2 separate regions of the Homo sapiens genome follow, and region 1 is linked to region 2. Evidence: read pairs that join two places in POLR2A ChIA-PET (ENCODE). Cell type or tissue: OCI-LY7. All regions are shown on one strand. Links, peaks and the distances in the headings refer to the core of each region. The heading gives the core; the rest is flanking DNA.

The links. ChIA-PET counts read pairs that join two places held together with the same protein. Peaks named below come from ENCODE experiments on the same cell type or tissue, not always from the same donor. Only the 100,000 strongest peaks of a DNase experiment are listed, where the experiment ranks them.
Region 1: POLR2A ChIA-PET joins it to region 2 with 13 read pairs; 2 of 35 experiments call an interaction of 5 or more read pairs at or near these places.

Annotation. Positions count from the first base shown.
Region 1 is chr2:112,529,874-112,541,467 of GRCh38, forward strand. TTL (tubulin tyrosine ligase) reads left to right here. Exons shown (of 7, transcript NM_153712.5): 7 at 1-11,594. Among named protein-coding and RNA genes, the nearest start is that of POLR1B, 6.8 kb to the right of the region's middle. In OCI-LY7, for the core only: no CTCF peak of the experiment used is centred there; no DNase peak of the experiment used is centred there.
Region 2 is chr2:112,154,858-112,166,451 of GRCh38, forward strand. FBLN7 (fibulin 7) reads left to right here. Exons shown (of 8, transcript NM_153214.3): 2 at 4,819-4,978; 3 at 10,144-10,314. Among named protein-coding and RNA genes, the nearest start is that of FBLN7, 22 kb to the left of the region's middle. RefSeq lists an enhancer at 1,681-2,510. In OCI-LY7, for the core only: no CTCF peak of the experiment used is centred there; a DNase peak (open chromatin) is centred at 4,874; H3K27ac peaks cover 784 bases.

The DNA of each region.
Region 1 (11,594 bases), core at 3,347-7,346, 380 kb after region 2:
AAGAAGTGGTTTCATCTCCACACAGTGTCTTGTAAATCTCAACAAATGTGTACTGTTAGAAGTGGCTTCCGCTTACTGGATTAACTAATACTTTATAGGCTTTTCAGGAGGCCACATCACTAGCAGTAGGGAGAACAAGATGTCATTTGTGTTCAGTGTAAGCTGAGTAAACAGGCCCTTCCTAGAGTGTCCTGGAAATCACAGCAACCCATTGAAAACTGCCCTCCCCACCAGAACGTGCTACGTTCTTTCTTCATGCCTATGTGTGCTCCATTCCTCATTTCTACTTGGCTCAAGAAAACATTTCTGCAGTCAGGTGAGACTTTTACAAAAGAGGAGAAAATCAATGCCTCCTTGAACATGATGAGATGTGAGAACTTACAATGAAAAAGGCAATAATGATAGAAATTATTTCTTAGGTACAGCAATAGTTGATAGGATGTGAGGGTGTTACCTTGGGGTGAAGTGGAGAAGGTCCCAGGTGAATTGGCTCTCATGGAAATTTGGAATTACAAAATAAACGTCCTGGGGGTTACCCAGAATACAGATTTAAAAGTTTGCCTGTAGAGCAAAATAAAACAGTCAGTTGTAGTCATTAATCCTTGAGGCCCAACGCAGCCGATGGGTTGGTGTTTGGGAAATTCTGAGATGGGAGTGAGATCTGATCGGATCCTGGGAAGATGTATACCCAGTTAGAACGTGTAGGGTTCTGGGTCCCTGGCAAGTCTAGGTGGGCGGGTGACAGGGAAAGCATGGGCATTTTTGTATTGCTGTCACATGCTAACAGAGGTTTGTAATTATCTTTTGGACCCAAATTATAGAGACATTCACGAGTTTTCTAGCCCTCACAGTAACAGAGCTAAGAATTCAGATGTCAGGAAGTCTGTGAATCTTGATGGATTTTCTGAGAAACCTGACTCAATGGCATATATAAGAGGGAAGTAAGACTTTTAAGAAAAGAAAAAGTTATGCCTCATTCCTCATGTGGCTTCCAATAAGTATCTTAGGAACTTATTTCCTTTTTAAAAAATATTTTTTAAATTTTTAAAATTTGATTTTAAATTTCAAATAAATTTAAATAAATTTTAAATAAATTTTAAATAAAATTTTACAGAGACGTGGTCTCACTGTGTTGCCCAGGCTGGATTGCAGTGGCTATTCGCAGTTGTAATCATAGCACACTGCAGCCTCGAATTTCTGGGCTTGAGCAGTCCTCCCGTCTCAGCCTCCTGAGTAGCTGAGACTACAGGTGCACACCACCAAGCCTGGCTTTATGTATTTATTTCTGTTCATGCGGAATGATTGGTTCAGAACTGTTCCTTTCCCTTCCATGATGTCCTTGACACAGAAGGTTATGCCTGGCTCCCAGTCAGGCTTCATACTTTTGGTCCATGTAAGTGCTACCCGTTGCTGGGGGAGGAGTCATGGTTTATTTGGAAATGTCAGTTGCAATCATGGTTCTGTCATTTGACTGCACAGTATCAGAGGAGCCTGTTAACCTCTCTGTGCCTTAGTTTCTTAGCCCATGAAAGAGATCATTGCCTGACCCAGGGACTACCTCAAGGGCTTTTGATGAGGACAAGTGACAGTAGGAAGATGCAAGAGCCTTTAGTACCAAGGTTCTCAACACTGACTACATGCTGGAATGACTGTGAAGCTTTTAAAAAATGTTAGTGCCCACTCTTCCCCTGTACCCCCGGACAGTTAAATCAGAACCTCAGACAGCAATATGCCTTGAGATGCCTTGAACCATGCTTGAGAAGGAAGGACAAACACATTATTATCTTGGAAGAATTGCATAAGGCTTATGACTTAAAAAAAAAAATTCTTTTTGGAAACACAAGCATTTCTTTAAGGATGACCGGATGTTGCCGTATGTATTTATGGCACAAGCAGGTGTTGTCTAAGCAGTTTCTCTGTTTGCTTGTCATAGCAGCATTTGGAAACTCAAACATGCTTTCATTTACATAAATAGTTTATGAAGCTTTGACAACAAATGTAAACAGACACGAAATTATAAATCTGCTAAATATGTATTAAGGGTATTAATTATTGAAAGTCCCTTTCCCCAAAACTCAACTCCTATGGCAATTATGAACTCCATTTTACCAAGAACATTTAAGTGCCTCAGCATCTGTATGATATAGTGGAGCAGGTGCTGACATAGGTACCAGCTGACATGATGTGTCACTAGCTCTGTGGGATGATTGCCACATACATGGAACACCTGGGAGTGCTGGAAATGTACTGTGATCGAAGTGACAAAGTGTGTTTTCATTCACAGTGGAGGCTACATCAAGCAAGGGGAGGTCCAGCCCTCTTGCAAGTGTGGTGAGAGGCTCTACTAGCAAAGACATGGGCACCGGAGTAGGTCCCGTGTAGCATGCGGGTGCTGTAGAGAAAATTCAGTGACGTACATGGCTCTGGTTCTGGACACAAAATCTGTACTGGAGAGGAAATGACTGCTGAAATAAGGCGATTGTATGAATATTTAAAATGCCTGGAACACTAAAGTAAAGTAATGATATTTCAAGTGTTTTTGTGCTCTTTGGTTCTTGTTGTAGGTATTGACTGTCCTGGGATATCACTGGTCATTTAAATTCACCATATAATTAGCCGGGCATGGTGGCATGTGGTGGTGGCTGAGGTGGGAGGATCGCTTGAGGCTGAGGTGTGAGGCTGCAGTGAACCATGTTCACACCACTGTACTCTAGCTTGAGCAACAGAGCAAGACCCTGTCTCAAAAGTAAATAAATAATAAAGTAAATATAAATCCATGATGCCGTTACTCAGGGGTAGACAGACTTTCTGTAAAAGGCCAGATAATAAATCTGCTAGGCTTTGCAAACCATGTAGGGCCTTTTTTGCATACTTTTTGTTTTTTTCTCCAACTCTTAGCTCATAGGCCGTATAAAAGCAGGCCAGATGTGCAGTAATTTGCTGACCCCAGGATGTTACCCAATACATAAGCCAACAGATTGTCCTTCAAAACTGATGAGCTTCTCAGTGAAGCACTGAGACTATTTCAGCTGCCAAAGTCCCAGCCCATCGTTTCTTACGTGTCTTGTGTATCGAGTTCTTGTAAAGCATTTCACCAAGGCCAGGTTTTTAAATACCTATAAACCTCACACACCTGAGATGCTTAGTCTTGTGGATAGAAAGAGTTTCATTAATGCAAATTGTTATTAACTTGTAACTTCTTGTGCAATAAGGCTGAATGCTTTGGACATCTTTCCTTTGTATGGCTGGCCTGCCTTCTGTGGCTGCTTCCACTTCATAAATATACCTCTGGCACAGAGGAGGTTTCCATGCCAGAAGCCCTGTGTAGGCACTCCACTCCAAACAGGTTTCACATACACTATGACACATTCCCAGTGGACTCAGCAGAGATTGCATGGGCAGGGTGCAGGGTGCAGGGTGCAAGCAGACATGGATCCAGGCAGGCACCTACTTAGGACCCTGAGAGTGGACAGGCCCAAAGCCTTTGGAAGACTTCTCTTAAAGACTGGTCCCACTTCCTGTCAGTAGCTACACCTCCTTCTTAACCTGAAGTTCTCCCATAACCCATATTTTAGAAGTGTTTTCCCCAAAGCATCCCTCCATATCTTAGTCTATTTTGTATTGCCATAACAGAATGTTACAGAGAAGTGTATGTGGCTCACGGTTCTGGAGGATGAGAAGTCCAATATCAAGGGGCTATATCTGGTGAGGGCCTTCTTGCTGCCTCAGCATGGCAGAAGGCATCACATGGCAAGAGAGGAATGGAGTCTAACTCACCCTTTAACTAGCAACCCATTCCTGTGATAACTAACCCACTCCTGGCATAACATCATTAATTTATTCATGAGGGTAGAGCTCTCGTGACCTAACCTCTTACAGGTCCCACCTCTCAACACTATTGCAGTAGAGATTAAGTTTCCAACACATTTACTTTGGGGAACACATTCAAACCATAGCAGTCCCTGAAGGCAAAGGAAAATGAACCCCTCTCCAATGCAATACATAGTAGCAGAACTTGAAGATTGTTGCAAGCATAATTCCTTTCAAAAATTATGAGAGGACATCAGTGGGCATAATAGAGTAACAACCTCTGAAAACCCTCTCTTCCATAAAAGCAATGAGAACACTAGCAAAACTGTCTAGACATTAACCAGAGGCTTGCAGCAATCCATTTATTCAAGAAAAGGCCTGTAATCCCAGCACTTCGGGAGGCCAAGGCGGGCGATCACGAGGTCAGGAGATGGAGACCATCCTGGCTAACACAGTGAAACCCCATCTCTACTAAAAATACAAAAAATTAGCCGGGCGCGGTGGCAGGTGCCTGTAGTCCCAGCTACTTGGGAGGCTGAGGCAGGAGAATGGCGTGAACCTAGGAGGCAGAGCTTGCAGTGAGCCGAGATCACGCCACTGCACTCCATCCAGCCTGGGTGACAGTGCGAGACTCTGTCTCAAAAAAAAAAAAAAAAAAAAAAGGAAAGGGTTGCATCTGGGTAAGAAAAGCAAGCTTTCTGACATTTTAATGTACCCTATTCCCACTCCCCCTTTCCCCAGCTCCACAACAGCCTCGGCCACACAATCATGCTGACATCCAGCAGCAGAGCAGCCACCGTAGGGCTCAGAAGGGGATTGGAACTCCTCCAAAGCTTCATTACCAGAGAATTGCCATTTGGCCTTTTTGGTAGTTCCATGTAAGTCCCTACTCCTAGGTCTTGTCTTTATTTGATGTGACTAAGAGGTTACCCAGTGTGAACAACCTTTTCCCTGGGTGCATTTGTCAAAAAAAATCAACAGCAATTGTTGAACATCTCAGCTTCCTAAGGTGGCTGTAACAGTTGGAACAAACAAACTGACCAAAAGACTTAGAAGGAAAAACTGGGAATGAGATTTCTATAGGACGTTTTGAAAAGCTTCAACCTATTCCTAAGAATGCAGAAGGCCACACACATGTGTAGGACTGTGCACATGCCCAGAAGAGACCTGAGAATTCCCCAGCTCTTTCGTCTGACCTTAAGTGTCTGCACAAACAGAGAGGACAGAGGCAGAAGGAGGGAAAGAGGGAGGGAGGAAAGGTAGGAAGGGGAGAAAGAGAGAGGAAGAAAGAGAAAGGAAAGAAAGGCAGGCAGAAAGAAGGAGAAAGGGAGGGAGGGAGGGAAAGGAGGGAGGGAAGAAAAGAGAAAGATTGAGAAAGAAAAAAGAGAAAGAAGAAAGAAAAGAAAAAAGGAAAGAAAGTTAGTTTATAAAATAGAACCAAGTAGAAATTTTAGAGTTGCAAAGTACAAAAATGCAAATGAAAGATTTACTTGAGAAGTTTAAAAAATGTGTGAACTGGTAAAAGAAGTAATCAGCAAATTAGAAGTCATTTGAGATTATCCAGTCTGTGGAACAGAAAAAAAAAATCAGCAAAGAAAAATGATCAGTGCTTCAGACACCCGTCAGACACCATCAAACATACCAACATACACATAATAGGAGTCCTAGAATAGATAAGTGAGAGAGAGGGAAGGGGATAAAACATATACTGGAAGAAATAGTGGCCAAAACCTTTCCCACTTTGAGGAAAAACATTAAAGTGAATCCAAGAAGCTCAACAAATTCTAAGCAGGAAAGACTCAAAGAGTCCACCTCAAGACACACCAGCCACTAAGTAAATAATTTTAAATATATAGTAAAAAATGACAAGGAAACAGAAATGTTACACTAGAAAATATATAAGAAAAGAGAAGGAAGTAATGAAAAATAGAGGAGAAAAAAAAGGCAAGAGGCCTAAAGAAACCAACAGTAAAATGGTAGATAAATCCTGCCTTATCAGTAATTTCATTAAATGCAAATGAATTAAATACTCCAATCAGAAGGTAGAGATTGGCAAATTGATTTTTTTTAAAAATCATGATCCAACTATATGCTATCTACAAAAAACACACTTCATTTTATTTTTATTTTTATTATTTAGAGACAGAGTCTTGCTCTGTTGCCTAGGTTGGAGTCTAGTGGTGTAATGATAGCTCACTGCAGCCTCAAACTTCTGGTTTCAAGTAATCTTCCCACCTTAGCCACCCAAGTAGCTGGAACTATAGGTGCCTGCCACCATACTTGGCTAATTTAAAACAATTTTTTTAGAGATAGGACCTGGCTTACTTCAAAACTTACCTGGCTAATTTCACTTCACATAACGATCTTCAGTTCCATCCATGTTGTTGGAAGTGACAGGATCTCACTCTTTATGGCTGAACAGTACTCCATTGTGTATAAGCAATATATTTTCTTTATCCATTCATCTGCTGATGGACACTTAGGTCGCTTCCAAATCTTGGCTATTGCAAACAAGGCTGCAGTAAACATGGGAGTGCAGATATCTCTCCAAAAAAAATTTTTTTTTTTTTAGAGATAGGGTCGTACTGTGTTTCCCAAGCTGGTCTTGAACTCCCGTCCTCAGGCAATCCTCCTGCCTCAGTCTCCCCTAAGCAGCTGGGATTACAGGCATCAGCCAATGCACCTGGCAAAACACACTTTAGATTCAAAAACACAAACAGGTTGAAAGTAAAATGATGGAAAAAGATATACCATGCAAACAGTAACTCAAAGAGAAGTGGAGTAGCTATACTAATGTTAGACAACATAAACTTTAAGAAAAAAATTGTTTCTATAGACAAAGAAGGACTTTTTTTTAATAGTTCCAACTTTTATTTTAAATTCTGGAGGTACATACACAGGTTTGTTACATGGGTCCTGAGGTTGGGGTACAGATCCCATTACCCAAGTAGTAAGCATAGTACCTAATGGTTAGCTTTCCAATCCTTGCACCCCTCCCTCCCTTCTCCCTCTTGTCATCTTTAGTGTCTCTTGTTGCCATTTTTGTGTCCATGTGTATCTAATGTTTGGCTCCCACTTATGAGACTGTGCAATATTTGGTTTTCTGTTCCTGTGTTATTTCACTTAGGATAATGGCCTCCAGCAGCATCCATGTTACTGCAAAGGACATGATTTCATTCTTTTTTATGGCTGCATAGTATTCCATGGTATATATGTACTATATTTTCTTTATCCAATCCACTGTTGATGGGCACCTAGGTTGATTCCATGTCTTTGCTCTTGTGAATAGCACTGTGATAAACATATAGGTGCATGTGTCTTTCTGGTAGAATGAATTGTTTTCTTTTGGATATATACCCAGTAATGGGAGGCTATGTTGAATGGTAGCTCTGTTTTTGTTTGTTTGTTTGTTTGTTTGGTGGAGTCTCTCTCTGTCACCCAGGCTGGAGTGCAGTGGTGTGATCTGTGCTCACTGCAACCTCCGCCTCCTGGGTTTAAGCGATTCTCCTGCCTCAGCCTCCCAAGTAGCTGGGACTACAGGCGTGTGCCGCCATGCCCAGCTAATTTCTGTATTTTTAGCAGAGACAGGGTTTCACCATGTTGGCTAGGCTGGTCTTGAACTCCTGACCTCAGGTGATCGACCTGCCTCAGCCTCCCAAAGTGCTGGGATTACAGGCATGAGCCACCATGCCCAGCTGCTCTGTTTTAAATTCTTTGAGAAATCTCCAAACTTCTTTCCACAGTGGTTCAACCAATTTACATTCCTGCCAGCAGTGTATAAGCATTCTCTTTTTTTCCTTAGCCTCTTCAGCATCTGTTATTTTTTGACTTTTTAATATAGCTATTCTGACTGGCGTGAGATGATATCTTATTGTGGTTGTGATTTCCATTTCTCTGTTGATTAGTGATGATGAACATTGTCTCATATGTTTCTTGGCCACTTGTATGCCAAGGACATTTTATATTGATAAAAGGGTCAGTCCATTAGGAAAATATGACAATTATAAACATATGTACCTAGCAATACAGCCTAAAGATACATGACATAAAAACTTAGAGAATTGAAGGAAGAAACAGACAATTTAACTACAATAGTTGGAACCCTCAAAACTCCATTTCAATAATAGCTAGAGCAACTAGGCAGAAGATCAACAAGAAAATAGAAAACACTATAAACCAACTAGACTTGACAAATATCTACAAGGCACTCCACCCAACAGCAGCAAAATACACATCCTTCTCAAGTGCACATGGAACATTCTCTGGGGTAGATCACATGCTAGGCCATAAAACAAGTCTCAGTAAATTTAAAAGAATTGAAATTATACTACATATGTTCTCTGACCATGTTGGAATAAAATCAGAAATCAGTAACAAATTTTGTTAATTTCTGTATTAATGAAGAAATATACAAGTAAAGAGGTTGGACTAATAATAATTCTTTTAAAACTTCCCACAGGGAAAAGCCCAGGACCAGATTGTAAGCCAGATGGTAAGGAATTAACACCAATATTTCATAGAGTCTCCTAAAAAATAGAAGAGAAGAAAATACTCCTCAATTGAGAAGAGTGTCCTCAACTTTATGAGGTCACTCTTAATACCCTGATACCAAAACCAGACAAAGATGTCACAAGAAAAGCAAATAGCAGACCAATAATCTCTTGGGAATACAAACGGAAAAAATCTTCAACAAAATACTAGTAAACCAAATCCAGCAACATAGAAAAAGGATTATACATTATGACTAAGTGGGACTTATCCTAAGATTACAAAGTTTGGAATAACTCATGTTCTCTTGTAAGTGGAAGCTAGGCTGAGCACGGTGGCTCACTCCTATAATCTCAGCACTTTTAGGAGGCCAAGGTGGGCAGATCAAATGAGGCCAGGAGTTTGAGTCCAGCCTGGGCAACATGATTAAATCTGGTCTCTATAAAAAATACAAGAATTAGCCAGGCATGGTGGTGCATGCCTGTAATCCCAGCTACTCTGATGGCTGAGGCACAAGAATCGCTTGAACCTGAGAAGAGGAGGTTGCAGTGAGCAGAGATCGCACAACTGCTCTCTGTCCTAGGTGACAGAGCAAGTCCTGTCTCAAAAAAATTAAAAAGTGGGAGCTAAACATTGGGTACACATGGACATAAAGTTGGGAAGAGGCCAGTCGCGGTGGCTCACGCCTGTCATCCCAGCACTTTGGGAGGCCAAGGCGGGCGGATCATGAGGTCCGGAGATCAAGACCATCCTGGCTAATATGGTGAAACCCCGTCTCCACTAAAAATACAAAAAATTAGCCGGGCGTGGTAGCAGGCGCCTGTAATCCCAGCTACTCAGGAGGCTGAAGCAGGGGAATCACTTGAACCTGGAAGGCGGAGGTTGCAGTGAGCCGAGATTGCGCCACTGCACTCCAGCCTGGGTGACAGAGACTCTGTCTAAAAAAAAAAAAAAAAAAAAAAAAGATGGGAACAGCAGACACTGGGGACTACTAGAGCCAGGAGAGAAGGAGGGGAGCAAAGATTGAAAACTACCTATTGGATACTGTGCTCGCTACCTGGGTGACAGGTTCAACCATACCCCAGACCTCAGCATCACCCAATATACCTTTGTAACAAATTCGCACATGTACCCCCCTGATTCTAAAATAAACGTTGAGAAGGGGAAAAGAAAGAATGCAAGGTTTTTTTAACATACAAAATTTACTTAATATAATATACCACTTTAATAGAAAAAAGAGGACAAAAAGCACATGATCATTTCAATATACACTGAAAAAGCATTTGGCAATACACAACACTCTTTCTTGGAAAAAACCTTTCAACAAACTAGAAATAAATTACTTCCTCAACATGATAAAGAGCATCTTTGGAAAAACCCACAGCCTACATCATATTAATGGTGATGTGAAAGCTCCAGTTGGGAGCTTTCTTCCCAATATCAGGCACAAAACAAGTATATTTATTCTTGTCACTTCAACATTGTATTAAATGTTCTAGACAGAGCAATTCGACAAAAGGAAGGAAAGAAGACTGCGCATTCAGATTGGAAAGGGAGAAGTATGATGATCTCTCTTTGCAGACGACAAGATACCATATAGAAAAAGTCCTAAGAAATCCACTTACGCTGTTAGAACTAATAAAGAGTTTAGCAAGATTGCCAGACACAAGATCAATATACAAAACTCAATGGTATTTCTACATATTACAAACAATTTGAAGTTAAGAAAACAATTCCATTTATATCAACACCAAAAAGAATGAAATACTTAGGAATAAATTTAACAAAAGTTCATTTCTACACCAAATACTACAAAACATCTCTGAAAGAAATTAAAGAACACCTAAATAAATGGAAAGACATCCCATGTTTATGGATTGGGAGATAATTATTGTTAGGATGAAAATAGGCCCCAAATTGATCTACCAATTGAACACAATCCTGATCAAGAATCTCAGCCTTCTTTGCAGAAATTGACAAGCTGGGCCGGGTGTGGTGGCTCACACCTGTAATCCCAGCACTTTGGGCGGCCAAGGCAGATGGATTACTTGAGGTCAGGAATTCAAGACCAGCTTGGCCAACATGGTAAAACCCTGTCTCTATTAAAAATACAAAATTAGCCAGGCATGGTGGTGCATGCCTGTAATCTCAGCTATTTGGGAGGCTGAGGCAGGAGGTAGAGGTTGCAGTGAGCCAAGATCATGCCACTGCACTCCATCCTCAGCAACAAGAGCAAAACTCTGTCTCAAAAAAACAAAAAACAAAAAAAAAAAAAAAAGAGAAAGAAATTGACAAGCTAAGCTGACGCTAAAATCCATATTGAAATACAAAGGATCAAATAAATCTGGAGAAAGAAGAACAAAGTTGGAGGATGTGCACTTCCTGATTTCAAAATTTATTACAAAGCTGTATTAATCAAATCTGTGTAGTTTGTAGACAGATATACAGATAAATGTAGATAGACATACAGATCAAGAGAATAGAACTGAGAGTCAAAAATAAACCCTTGCATCTATAGTGAACTGATTTTCGACAAGGAGGCCAAGACAATTTGATGAGGGAAAGAATAGTCTTTTTAACAAATGGTGTTAGGACAACTGGATATCCACATGCAAAGGAATAAAGTGATATGCCTTTCTCACACCATATACAAAAATTAGCTCAGAATGAGTCAAAGACTTAAATGTAAGAGTTGAAACTACAAAACTCTTAGTAGAAAATATAGGTGAAAATCCCCATGATTGAAAAATATCTAGTATTTGATAGCACAACAGGGTGACTGCAGTCAGCAATAATTTGTTGTACCTTCAAAAATAACTGAGGAAGTACAATTGGAATGTTCATGACAGAAATGATGAATGCTTGAGGTGATGGAAACCCCATCTACCCTCCTGTGATGATTACATCGTATGCCTATATGAAAACATCTCATATACCTCATAAATATGCTAATTATGTACCCATAAATTTTTTTTTAAATCCTCATGACCTTGGATTACACAATGATGTCTTAGATATGATATAAAAAGACAGGCAACAAAAGAAAAAAACTACACTTCAAAATTAAAACGTTTTGCTTCAAAGGACACCAGCAAGAAAGTAAAAACCCACAGAATGGGAGAAAAATATTTGCAAATCATGGATCTGACAAGGACTAGTATAGGCTATATAAAGAACTACAACTACTCAGTTGGCCGGGCGCGCGCGGTGGCTCATGCCTGTAATCCCAGCATTTAGGGAGGCAAGGCGAGAGGATCACTAGAGGCCGGAAGTTCAAGACCAGCCTGTGCAACAGA
Region 2 (11,594 bases), core at 2,614-6,613:
TGAGAATTGAGACTCAGAGACAGGCCGGTTGCTCTGCTCGTTAACATGAAAATGATGCCACAGCCAGTGTTGAGGGGAAAGAGCTGACATAGAGCCTGCATCCTGTGGGGCTGCATGGTGACGTCTGTGCAAGGGAGCACCTGTGTCTAACCCAAGACTTGAAACCCAACGAAAAGTTAACAGTGGTTGTCTCTGGTTGTGGGACTTGTTCTTTGTTTGAATGCATTTTTCTGTATTTTGAATTGTTTTGCAGAGATTATGCTTTCTTTTTATGATCAAGCAAAATGATAAAGCTTTCTCAGCTTGGAAAAAGGGGGCACTGGGGTCTCAGGCCCCTCACATGACCTCATTTGTCCCCATAATGTGGGTCTCATGGGTGCATGTCTTGGTATGTAAGGATTCCAGCTTCATCATCTAGCTTTGCAAAGGAGCTCGGTGATGCCTGTGCCTATACCAACTCAGGTGACAGATGAGCATGGCATCCAGGACCTGCCCTGTTAGGAGCAGCTGCAGCTCAGACCCTCAAACCTCATGTCAAAGGCACGGATACTCTCTGCTTCTCGGGCTCCCTGGCCCCAGCCCCGGCATGCTGGCTTGCCGAGAGCAGCAAGATGCTTCCTTGTACCACGCTCTGTTTCATCAGCCTCACCCCAGAGAGGTTGGAGGCTGGGATGGGCCACAGCCTCCTCACCTTCCCTCGGCAAGTCAGCCTGGAGCCTTCCTGTCTCCCTCCCCGCCTGGGACGGAGATGCAGCCTTGGTTTGCTTGGTCTTGAAGATGTTTAAGGTTTTTCCGTGGTAACTGGCAAGCTGGGCACATCTCACCCTCAATGAGCACCGGGGAGAAAGCAGCTGGCGCCTGTTGCCCACGGAGCAGGAAGTGGCACCGGAAGCAGAGGGCAGTTGTGCCTGGAGCCAGCAGCACTGGGGTTAGAAATACTTGGCTGCCCAGCGGCCAAGTAGAAGACAAGACCCTGTCCCTCCACACACACTCCCCTGCTTCCTTTACTTCCTGGAGCCCCAGGCCATCACCCCAGGTTCCTGGCAGTATGCTTGCCCTTCCCAGCGCAGCCTTTGGCACAGATTTCTCCCGGCTTCAAAACTGAGCCCTCCATGTACCCGGGGCAGCTGCGGCTCCGCGAACCCACTTTCAGCTGTCAGGGCCTGGCCAGCTCGTAGCGCAGGAGGCAGCTGTTCGCCTGGCTGGATGTGGGCAAGGACGTCTCCTCCACCTTCCCTTCACGCTTCCTGCCCCCGCTGCCCAGGTGCCCAACCTGAACTTTGCACGGGAGTGAGAAATCTACTGTGGGGCATTTGGGCTCAGTCCTATCAATCCCTAGTGCAAATTCATCAATAAGATCATTCACCACACAGGAGCCTGTGAGAACAAAGGAGGCAGTCCATTGGGGTGGCCGGCGGGGCTGGGTGGGAGTCAGACTTCCTGGCCTGGCTCTACTGCTCCTAAGCCCCATGATTTGGGGGAAGGTGTTTGACTTTCAGCCTCCATATCTTTCTCTATGAAATGGAGACAAGCCCCGTTTCTCCACGGGGTTGCTGCCGGCCAGTAGCTGAACTATTCTTTGTTACAGCGAAGAAGCTCTTTGTAGACTGAAGTACACAAATGCAATTGACATATAAACCATGAAGTCATCTATAAAAGCAGAGCCCCCCTTTTTTAAGGAAGGGGACGTGGGTGTGGGAAATCAGGTTTGGGTGGCAGGGCTGCACGGTGCTGGGCAGGTACGGGGTTGCAGGAGGTCGCTCCTGAGTGCCCCAGGACCTGCGTGGGAGGGACCACAACGTGGGAGGAGGAAGGAAAACAAACCAAACTTCTCTTCCGAGCAATTGCGTTTGGGGCTGTGCCTGGTCAGGCCCTGGGTATGGTGGAGGCCCAGGAGCCCCCGGGATTAACGAATTCCAGGGGCAACTGGGGATTCAACTGTGTCAAAAGCATCCATTCAGTCTGGCCAGTGAGTCATCTGTTTGGTGAAATCTCCACGGTGCAGAGGCCTGGCAGCCTCCCTGGGAGAGCGGCAGTGGCTCCATTCCCACCGCGGTGGTGGTGGTGGTTGTGGTTGTGGTGCTTCGTTGGTGAGGCTGGAAGCCACCCTGGCTGTGGGGGCCACACACCTCCCTGCCACTTTACTGTTCCACTGTATTTTAGAGAGTTTTTTTGAATTATAAAACCAATACTCAGTAGAAAAAAAATTAAGTAGAAAAAATAAAATTAAGACTGGGTGCGGTGGCTCACACCTGTAATCCCAGCGCTTTGGGAGGCCAAGGCAGGCAGATCACCTGAAGTCAGGAGTTCGAGACCAGCCTGGGCAACATGGCGAAGCCCCGTCTCTACTAAAAATACAAAAATTAGCGGGGCATGGCGGTGGGCACCTGTAATCCCAGCTACTAGGGAGGCTGAGGCATGAGAATCACTTGAACCCGGGAGGTGGAGGTTGCAGCGAGTTGAGATTGTGCCATTGCACTCCAGCCTGGGTGATAGAGTGAGACTCTATCTCATTAAAAAAAAATTAAATTAAATTAAAACATAATCCATAAGCCTATCCCTAAAGATAACCATCATCGTCTTGATGTGTCTCCTGTCTCCTGTGCAGGCAGCAGAGTCCAGGCTGTGCTGTTGTAACACACAGCCCCCAGTGAATGTGAATGGCCTTAGTAGAGACCTGCTTGCTCCACAAGGCCGAGGTCCCATCCCTCCCCACTTGATTCACCCCTCCTTTACTATTTTTCATGTCCTGGCTCTTTTTCTTAATTAGGTAATTAATTTTTTTGAGGCAGGGTCTCACTCTGTCACCAAAGCTGAGTACAGTTGTGCAATCATGACTCACTGCAGCCTCAACCTCCCAGGCTCAAGTGATCTTCCTGCCTACAGGCGAGCACCACCATGCCCAGCTAATTTTTTATTTTTTGTAGAGACAGGGTCTCAGTCTGTTGCCCAGGGTGGTCTTGAACTCCTGGATGCAAGTGATCCCAAAGTGCTAGGATTACAGGCGTGAGCCACCGCACCCAGCCTGTCCTGGTTCTTTGGTTCTTTTTTTTTTTTTTGAGACGGAGTCTCGCTGTCGCCCAGGTTGGAGTGCAGTGGCGCGATCTCGGCTCACTGCAGGCTCTGCCCCCCGGGGTTCACGCCATTCTCCTGCCTCAGCCTCCTGAGTAGGTGGGACTACAGGCACCCGCCACCTCACCCGGATAATTTTTTGTATTTTTAGTAGAGATGGGGTTTCACCGTGTTAGCCAGGATGGTCTCGATCTCCTGACCTTGTGATCCGCCCGCCTCGGCCTCCCAAAGTGCTGGGATTACAGGCGTGAGCCACCGTGCCCAGCCTGTCCTGGTTCTTAAAGGCAGTTGAGATTGGAAATATTTAGTTTGGTTTTGTTGTTGTTGTTGTTTTTGAGATAGGGTTTCAATGTTATCCAGGCTGGAGTGCAGTGATGTGATTGCAGCTCACTGCAACCTCCCTCCCAGGCTCAGGCAATCATCCCACCTCAGCCTTCCAAGTAGCTGGCACTACAGGCATACATCACCGGGCTCGGCTAATTTTTTTGTTTTTAATTATTTTATTTTATTTTATTTATTATTTTGAGACAGAGTCTTGCTCTGTTGCCCAGCCTGGAGTGCAGTGGTGCAGTCTCGGCTCACTGCAACCTCTGCCTCCCAGGTTCAAGCGATTCTCCTGCCTCAGCCTCCCGAGTAGCTGGGATTACAGGCACCTGCCACCATGCCCGGCTAATTTTAAAAATATTTGTAGTTGAGACTGGGTTTCACCATGTTGGCCACGCTGGTTTCGAACTTCTGACCTCACATGATCCGCTCGGCTCAGCCTCCCAAAGTGCTAGGATTACAGGCATGAACCACCGAGCCTGGCTGAATTTTTAAATTTTTTGTAAAGATGAGGTCTCACTATATTGCACAGGCTGGTCTCGAACTTCTGGCCTCAAGCAATCCACCCACCTTGACCACCCAAAGTGCTGGGATTACAGGCATGAGCCACCGTACCCGGCCAGGAAACCTTGAGAATTTTAGCATTAAGTAGAATGCTGGCACCTCCGGGGAGTGGCCATCTGCCATCTAGAAGACATCACCAGAAACTAACACTGCCGATGCCTTGATCTTGGACTTCTAGCCCCGGAACTGTGAGGAAATAAGTTTCTGTTGTTTGAACAAGCAAACAAAAAGTATGATGCTTGATGCTGCTTTAAGTTAGGTAGCCTTTATCATGATAAGCATGATCCTCCATTTTCTGCCTTTCTATGGCTTAAAAAAAAAATCATCAGAACTGAACATTGACTTTTATTGAATGCCTCTTTAACTCTAGTGAGTTTTTTTTTTTCTTATTTCCCATGTTATATGTCTTTAAAGAATAGGAACCATTGGGCATTCCTGTTTTGCCTGTTTTACATGTATTATTGGCCCTTTGCTTTTAAAAATGTCTAAGAGTGACAGAAAGAAAATGTTTGCCAAGGCCCAGGGTTTTCAGAGCATTAACTTAGAGTGAAGAATTAGAGAGAATCTCTCAGAGTGGCAGCGTGGTGATTATAAGGCTCTTTGGGTTCAAATAACTGTTCATCCACCCGGTCATTTAGAGTCATCCGTCCTGCCTGCATTTTGTTTTTGTCAAGGGGTGAACTGGGGCTACCATGCATGTACTTGGGGCTGTCCAGCGGCAGGTCACTTTTACGTTGCGTTGAGTGAGCTTCAAACGCGGTTTGGACCCCGTGGCTTCGGCGATTTCGGAAGCTCAGACAAGCATGTGGGACTGAGTCAGTCTCAATGGGTGGTGGCGGCGATGTCTTCTCTCCGCAGAACTGTCTCAGCAAACAGCAGCTCCTCTCGGCCATCCGCCAGCTGCAGCAGCTGCTGAAGGGCCAGGAGACACGCTTCGCCGAGGGCATCCGCCACATGAAGAGCCGGCTGGCCGCGCTGCAGAACTCTGTGGGCAGGGTGGGCCCAGATGCCCTTCCAGGTGGGTCCCCACGTCGGCACCGCTGGGGCGGCAGCGCAGCACTCGAGCACTCTCCCCGAGACGCTCCCAGCTGGAGGCCCCTCGTCACCCCTCACCCTTCCCCCATCACCTTCCATCTTCCAACTGTGGCCCCCCCTTTTTTATTTATTATTTATTTATTTATTTATTTTTTTGAGACGGAGTCTCGCTCTGTCGCCCAGGCTGGAGTGCAGTGGCGCGATCTCGGCTCACTGCAAGCTCCGCCTCCCGGGTTCACGCCATTCTCCTGCCTCAGCCTCCCGCGTAGCTGGGACTACAGGCGCCCGCCACCACGCCCGGCTAATTTTTTGTATTTTTAGTAGAGACGGGGTTTCACCTTGTTAGCCAGGATGGTCTCGATCTCCTGACCTCGTGATCCGCCCGCCTCGGCCTCCCAAAGTGCTGGGATGACAGGCGTGGGCCACCGCGCCGGGCCAATCTGTGGCCCATTTGTAAGCCTGGTTGGTGGCAGTGGGGGTGGGGGGAGCACATTAGAAAGGCAGCTGCCCCCTTTCTTCTCCCTCAGCCTCAATGTCACCCCTTTTCTTCTTCAGCCTTTTCATTCTGGCCTTAACAACTATCACGTCTTCATACGGACCAAACTGTTGCAAGGCGCCACTTTTAGATCACGCACTGCTTTTCCCTTCCCCGTCCACAAGTTGGATCCAGTTTTGGTTTTGTTTTCATTTTTGATTTTACTTTAAGATAATTTTTTAGAGCAGTTTTAAGTTCATAGCAGAGTTGAGTGGAAAGCACTGCGTTCCTCCACACCCTCTGTGCGTGCACACACACGCGCACGCACACGCGCACGCACACGCACACGCAGACGCACGCACACGCACACACGCACGCACACACACAAGCACGCGCACACGCACGCACACGCACACACGCGCACGCACACACGCACGCACACGCAGACGCACACGCACGCACACGCACACACGCACGCACACACACGCACACACAAGCACGCATACACGCACGCACACGCGCACACACACACACACACACTCAGCCCGAGCCAGTGCAATACACTGGTTCCAGTCCATGACCAAGGTTGGCTCCAGTGCTTCAGGCGTGAAAGTGCACCCTCCAGGGAGTCCCCGTTAGTACCAGGACGGTTGGGAGGGAAGGGCTGCTGAGGACAAGTTCCACTTGTCTGATGAGGCTACAGCCGACACCCCAGACTCCCTCCCATGAGGGCAGGACTCTGACAGACACAAGGGCACTTTTTCATGCTTGCCCTGTAACAGCTTTCACACCGCCAAGACCCAGAGATGGGCGGCTGGTTTTCCTCCGGTGTCTTAGGGTGCTGGGGGACAGGGGCCAGTCATCATGTTCATTCAAAGTCAGGAGCCTGTGGAATATCTGACATCATTTACTCACTGCAGACACATTTATCAAGGGCTGTCTTTGTTGAGTGAGTTGAAGTTTCCTGGGGAAGGCGTTGGATTTCCTACCTTCTCGGAGATGATGGTGGCAAATCCAGCTCTCAACGGCACTGAGTCCGTTCCTGTTTTCCTTGGCTCCACAGCTGCAGAAATAACCACCAGCCAAGCCTCACACTTTCCAAGGCACTGTGAGGCCCAAGCCCTCACTGGGGCTCCACACACCCCAACTCCATGGTGCAGGCAGGGTGTCTTTCCTTCCTGCCTCAGATGGGGAAACTGAGGCCAAGACAAGTAAGTTAGCGGTCAAGGCCTGACTCCACAAAGCCTTCCTTGTTTTCATGGGGTCAGAGCTGCCTGCGGTCCCTGGGAGTTTCAGTGGAGCCCACAGGGAATGTTATACAATTCCCCTGCCCATGTGAGAGGGCCCTGCCCATGTGAGAGGGCCCTGCCCGCTAGACAGATAGAAAGGCAGTTATTATTACATTATTCATCCTCCTTCCCAAGATTCAGGGGCTTTCATCTCTGAAATGTACAACATTTTTTAAAGTGCCAAATTCTCTTTTTAAAAAATCGCCATCATGTATTGTATTTCTAAGTGTGTGGGGGACCCCGTGCTGGGTACTTTATGCGTGCAGAGGCTGATCCTGTGACAGCCCTGCAGAGGACAGGCAGCTGTCAGGATCCCTTTTCAGGGTGTGGTGGGGGTTGGGCCCGCACCTGGAGGAAAGCCAGACACCTGCCCAGATCAAATGGCACATAGTGGGAAAACTACCTTATTGCTTTTTAAAAGAGAGACAAGGTCTCGCTCTGTCACCCAGGCTGGAGAGCAGTGGAGTGATCCTAGTTCACTGCAGCCTCCCAGGCTCAAGCGATCCTCTCACCTCAGCCTCCTAGGTAGCTAGGATTACAGGTGCACACCACTGCACCTGATTTTGAAAATTTTGTAAAGATGGGGTCTCACTATGTTGCCCAAGCTGATCTTGAACTCCCAGGCTCAAGCGATCCTCCAGCCTCAGCTTCGCAAAGTGCTGGGATTACAGGCGGGTGCTCCTGTGCCAGGCCTGTTTTGCCTTTTTTTTTTTTTTTTAAGGGAATTTGCTGGGAGTCAGGAAGAATAATTTCCAGTTCTGGAGAATTCTTGGTCTTCCTCTCTGGCTTCCATATGAAGTACCTCCCTCCTGTTTCCTGGGTGCATCATCACAACCCATCAGCTTCAGGGTTCATCCAGAGCAGCCTCAGCGGATTCATGTCCCCATGTTGCTGAGACTGCTTAACTGTGGGTCTCACTCCTTACATGCTAACTTCACCTCGGAAGGCGCAGGGAGCTTCGCTGTGGCTCTGCACACTCAGTAGGATGTGCTTCTCGCCAACAGAATCAACCAAAGGACACGTTCCCCTTCTGTCACTAGAGAAGGGCCTTCAGCTCCCATTTGGGATGTGACTACAAATTGATTTTTAATTAATTTGTATCCATTAATCCACTCCATTCACATTTATTAAGCATCTATTAAGTGCCAGATACTGTTCAATCTATTCAGGTATGGTGTATTTGTGAGTTGCAGGTAGTTTTCTTTTGTCGAGGTTTTTAAAGATTTTTCATCCCCAAAGAGACCCTACTATTTTCCCCCAATGCATTTTAAAACTCTTTAACGCAATAAAGTACTAGATGTAAAAAAAAAGAACTATAAAGTAATTTATTTCAGAGGCTGAGGCAGAACCCCGGGAGCAGCCGAGTCCTGGGATGTGAGCTCTCACTCGCTTGCTACTCACAAGGTTATTACCACTGGGGGCCAACTTGGAGCTTTACTCAAGGAAGGCGATGCAGCAATGGGCAGATATTCCCCAATCACCAAAGGCCACCGAGCATCCTCGGAGGGTCCGGCACCTCCCTCCGCCCCAGCTCAGGCTGCCACGGCTGCTCCTCAAAGAACCCTAGGTTGTGTCCGGCCCAGGTGGGATTTTGGGCAGGGCTACACCATCCTGCCAGCTGCACTCCTGGACAGGGAGGCCCATCACGCTCCTTAATGGCCTCTGGTCCAGGACACCCCTGATCAGTGCATCCTCATGGGGGATGCTCAGTGACTCTGTCACTTGCTTTGACCTGCACAGTTGAAGCAACAGTTCTGTTTGTGCCTGTTTAAAATATGAACATGGCAAATGACACTTGGAATTTACCTTAAATGCATTTTAGAAGTGGCTCTGAATTTCCATCTAAACTGAATCCAAATCCAAGCCATCCTAACTTTGGGCATTCCCTCGTCGCCCATGCGTGATGCTCTGTTGCAAAAAGAAGAGGAACAGGCTAGCTTCACCCCGTCTCTCTCCAACCACATCAGTCCTTCGGGAAATCTTCACAGAGCAGCCAGGATTCGAACCATGTCCCTCATGCTCAGCTACTACCCTGGCCTGAGCTTCCCTCCCCTTCCTCTTGTACGGGCACTTCACAATCAAACCGCAGCAGGAGTGCTGCTGAGAGAGACCTCCAGAGGCCCGGTCTCACACGGAGAACAAGTTGCATGGCCTTTTTGTTTTCTTTCCAATGCCCCGTGTAACTCTGAGCTGTCTTGATCCTGTTGCCTGACTCATGTCTAACTACTTTCCACCTCGTCCACTCTATTCCAGTCCTGTTGCCTCCTTGACATTCCTCAGACCTGCCAGGCACATCCCCACCTCAGGATGTTTGACCAGCTGTCCCTCTGCCCTCCCCAGACATCTGTCTGGCTGTGCCTTCACCTTCAACTCGTTCTGGTGAGGCCTGCCCTGACCACTGTATTCAAAATGATGCCCTCTCTCCAGCATCTCCAGCATCATTCCCTGCTTTCATTTTCTACATGGCCCCACACTTCGCCATTGCTTATTATCTCCCCTGCTAGATGGTGGGCTTCCTGAGGGTTGGGTTTTGTCTATTTTGTTCATGGATATAGCCCAAGTCCCTAATATAGTGCCTGCCTAAGTCCCTAATATAGTGCCTGGCACATAGTAAAGATGCAATAAATAAGGCTCCATTCATTCATTTGTTCAAGAATGATTTATGATTTATCCAGTATTCACTATGTGCCAGGCAGTGGGCTGGTGCTGGGGATACACAGGAACATAGGCCAGATGCATTCTGATGGAGAGGACTGACCGCATATCTAGAAAGAGGCAAGTCAATAAGAAAGTTCGGATGGTTACAGATACTGAGAAGACAGCAGAGTGAGCACCTGGGGAAGAGTGTCTGGGGAGGTCTGGGTTAGGCACGGTGGCCAGGGAACACGCGGGGAGGTGGTGGCATATGAGTGGAAACCTGGAGAGTGAGAAGGAGCCAGTTGTGGAAGCTCTGAGGAAAGAACATTCCAGGCAGAGAGAAGAGCAAAATCCCAGGCCTGGAGCTGGGGCTGAGCCCGGCCTGTTCAGGAGACCTAAAGAAACCCAGGGGGGCTGGAGCCCCAGAAAATCAGAGTGAGTAGGTGGCAGTGATGAAGCGGATCATTGCAGGGTGGGCCTCCCACGCTTCGAGGCCTTGCACACAGCACTTAGTGTCTCTGAGCCCCAGTCTCATCACCTTTTGCTAAGCAGGCATCGTACCACCCATCCCCAAGAGAGCTTTGAGGACTTGATGAGACGCAGCATGCAGAATGACCAGCACAGTGCACAGCCTGCAGCAGGCATGCAACAGAGGGCACTTCGAGATGGGAAGTCCTGTAATTCAGTAATGTCTAAGGGCTGTGGTCCAGGATGAGGAGCTCGTAATCCTTCCATCTCTCCTTACAGTTTCCTGCCCGGCTCTGAACACCCCCGCAGACGGCAGAAAGTTTGGAAGCAAGTACTTAGTGGATCACGAAGTCCATTTTACCTGCAACCCTGGGTTCCGGCTGGTCGGGCCCAGCAGCGTGGTGTGTCTTCCCAATGGCACCTGGACAGGGGAGCAGCCCCACTGTAGAGGTATCGTCTCTCCTTCCCATCCCACTGCGCTGGACCCATCACAGTATAGCAAGGGTTTCTTGCATAGAAAGGGTCATTCCTTGGAACATTTTCTGCTTGGTTCTTTAATCATTCCTCAACCACAGAACAGCAGCCAATGTGCCTGATCACTCACCTCCATGCCAGGTTGGCGCTGGTCTCTATCTGTATGAGCTCACTATATCTTCACAATAATTTAGTCTTGTTTTGCATATGGGGAAACTGAGGCACACAGAGGTTCAAGAACTTGCCTAAGGTTACACAGCTAGGGGGTGGGCGGCACAGTTAAGATGCTTGGCACCTGGACACTCTGACCCCAGAGTCTGCGCTCCTTCACACCACTCTCTGCTCTGGACACCAGTGACTTGTTCTTATCAATGTGAGGGCAAGAAGCTGCTCATGGGTTGGGGAAAGGGACCAGAGGAAGGTACTGCAGGATGATGCTGCTGTGGCTGCTCCGTTCTGGGCCTGCAGTCTGTCTGTGAGGCTGCTGGTAACCTCTGGGGCTGAGGAAACTCCTCAGGTGTCCTTTCTGTCTGCATTGGGACTTGGTATCAAGAGGCTCCAGGAGAGTCCACTGTGTCGGGGAGGCATGAGAAGGCTTCTCTCTGTGCTAGGTTTAAAAACAGCACTTTTTTGATATAGAGGAAAATCAGCCTTGGCACAAAAATCTGTTGGCTTTTCAAAAACCCATGGTCAAAAAAATCTTGGCTACCATTCACCAGTCATTTTCAGAGCAAGGTTCGTGGGACATCTGCTGAGGCAGAATGTCCATGATTCTAGCCAAAGAGTTGAAGGAGAAACACGGACATTATATAAACAAGAAGATTGCAAAAGCAGAGTAGAGAGAGGACTTTGTTTTTGTTTTTGTTTTTGTTTGAGACGGAGTCTCGCTCCGTTGCCCAGTCTGGAGTGCAGTGGCATAATCTCAGCTCACTGCAACCTCTGCCTCCCGGGTTCCAGCGATTCTCCTGCCTCAGCCTCCTGAGTAGCTGGGACTACAGGTGCCCACCACCACGTTCAGCTAACTTTCGTATGTTTAGTAGAAAAGGGATTTCACCATGTTGGCCAGACTGGTCTCCAACTCCTGGCTTCAAGTTATCTGCCTGCCTCGGCCTCCCAAAGTGCTGGGATTACAGGTGTGATCCACCACACCTGGCCAAGAGAGGACTTTGGATGCTTAAATTACTTGAAAACATAGAGGAACTCCAGAAAGTATGCCATCCCTAAAGATGAGTATGGATTGCCATGAGAAGCTCAGG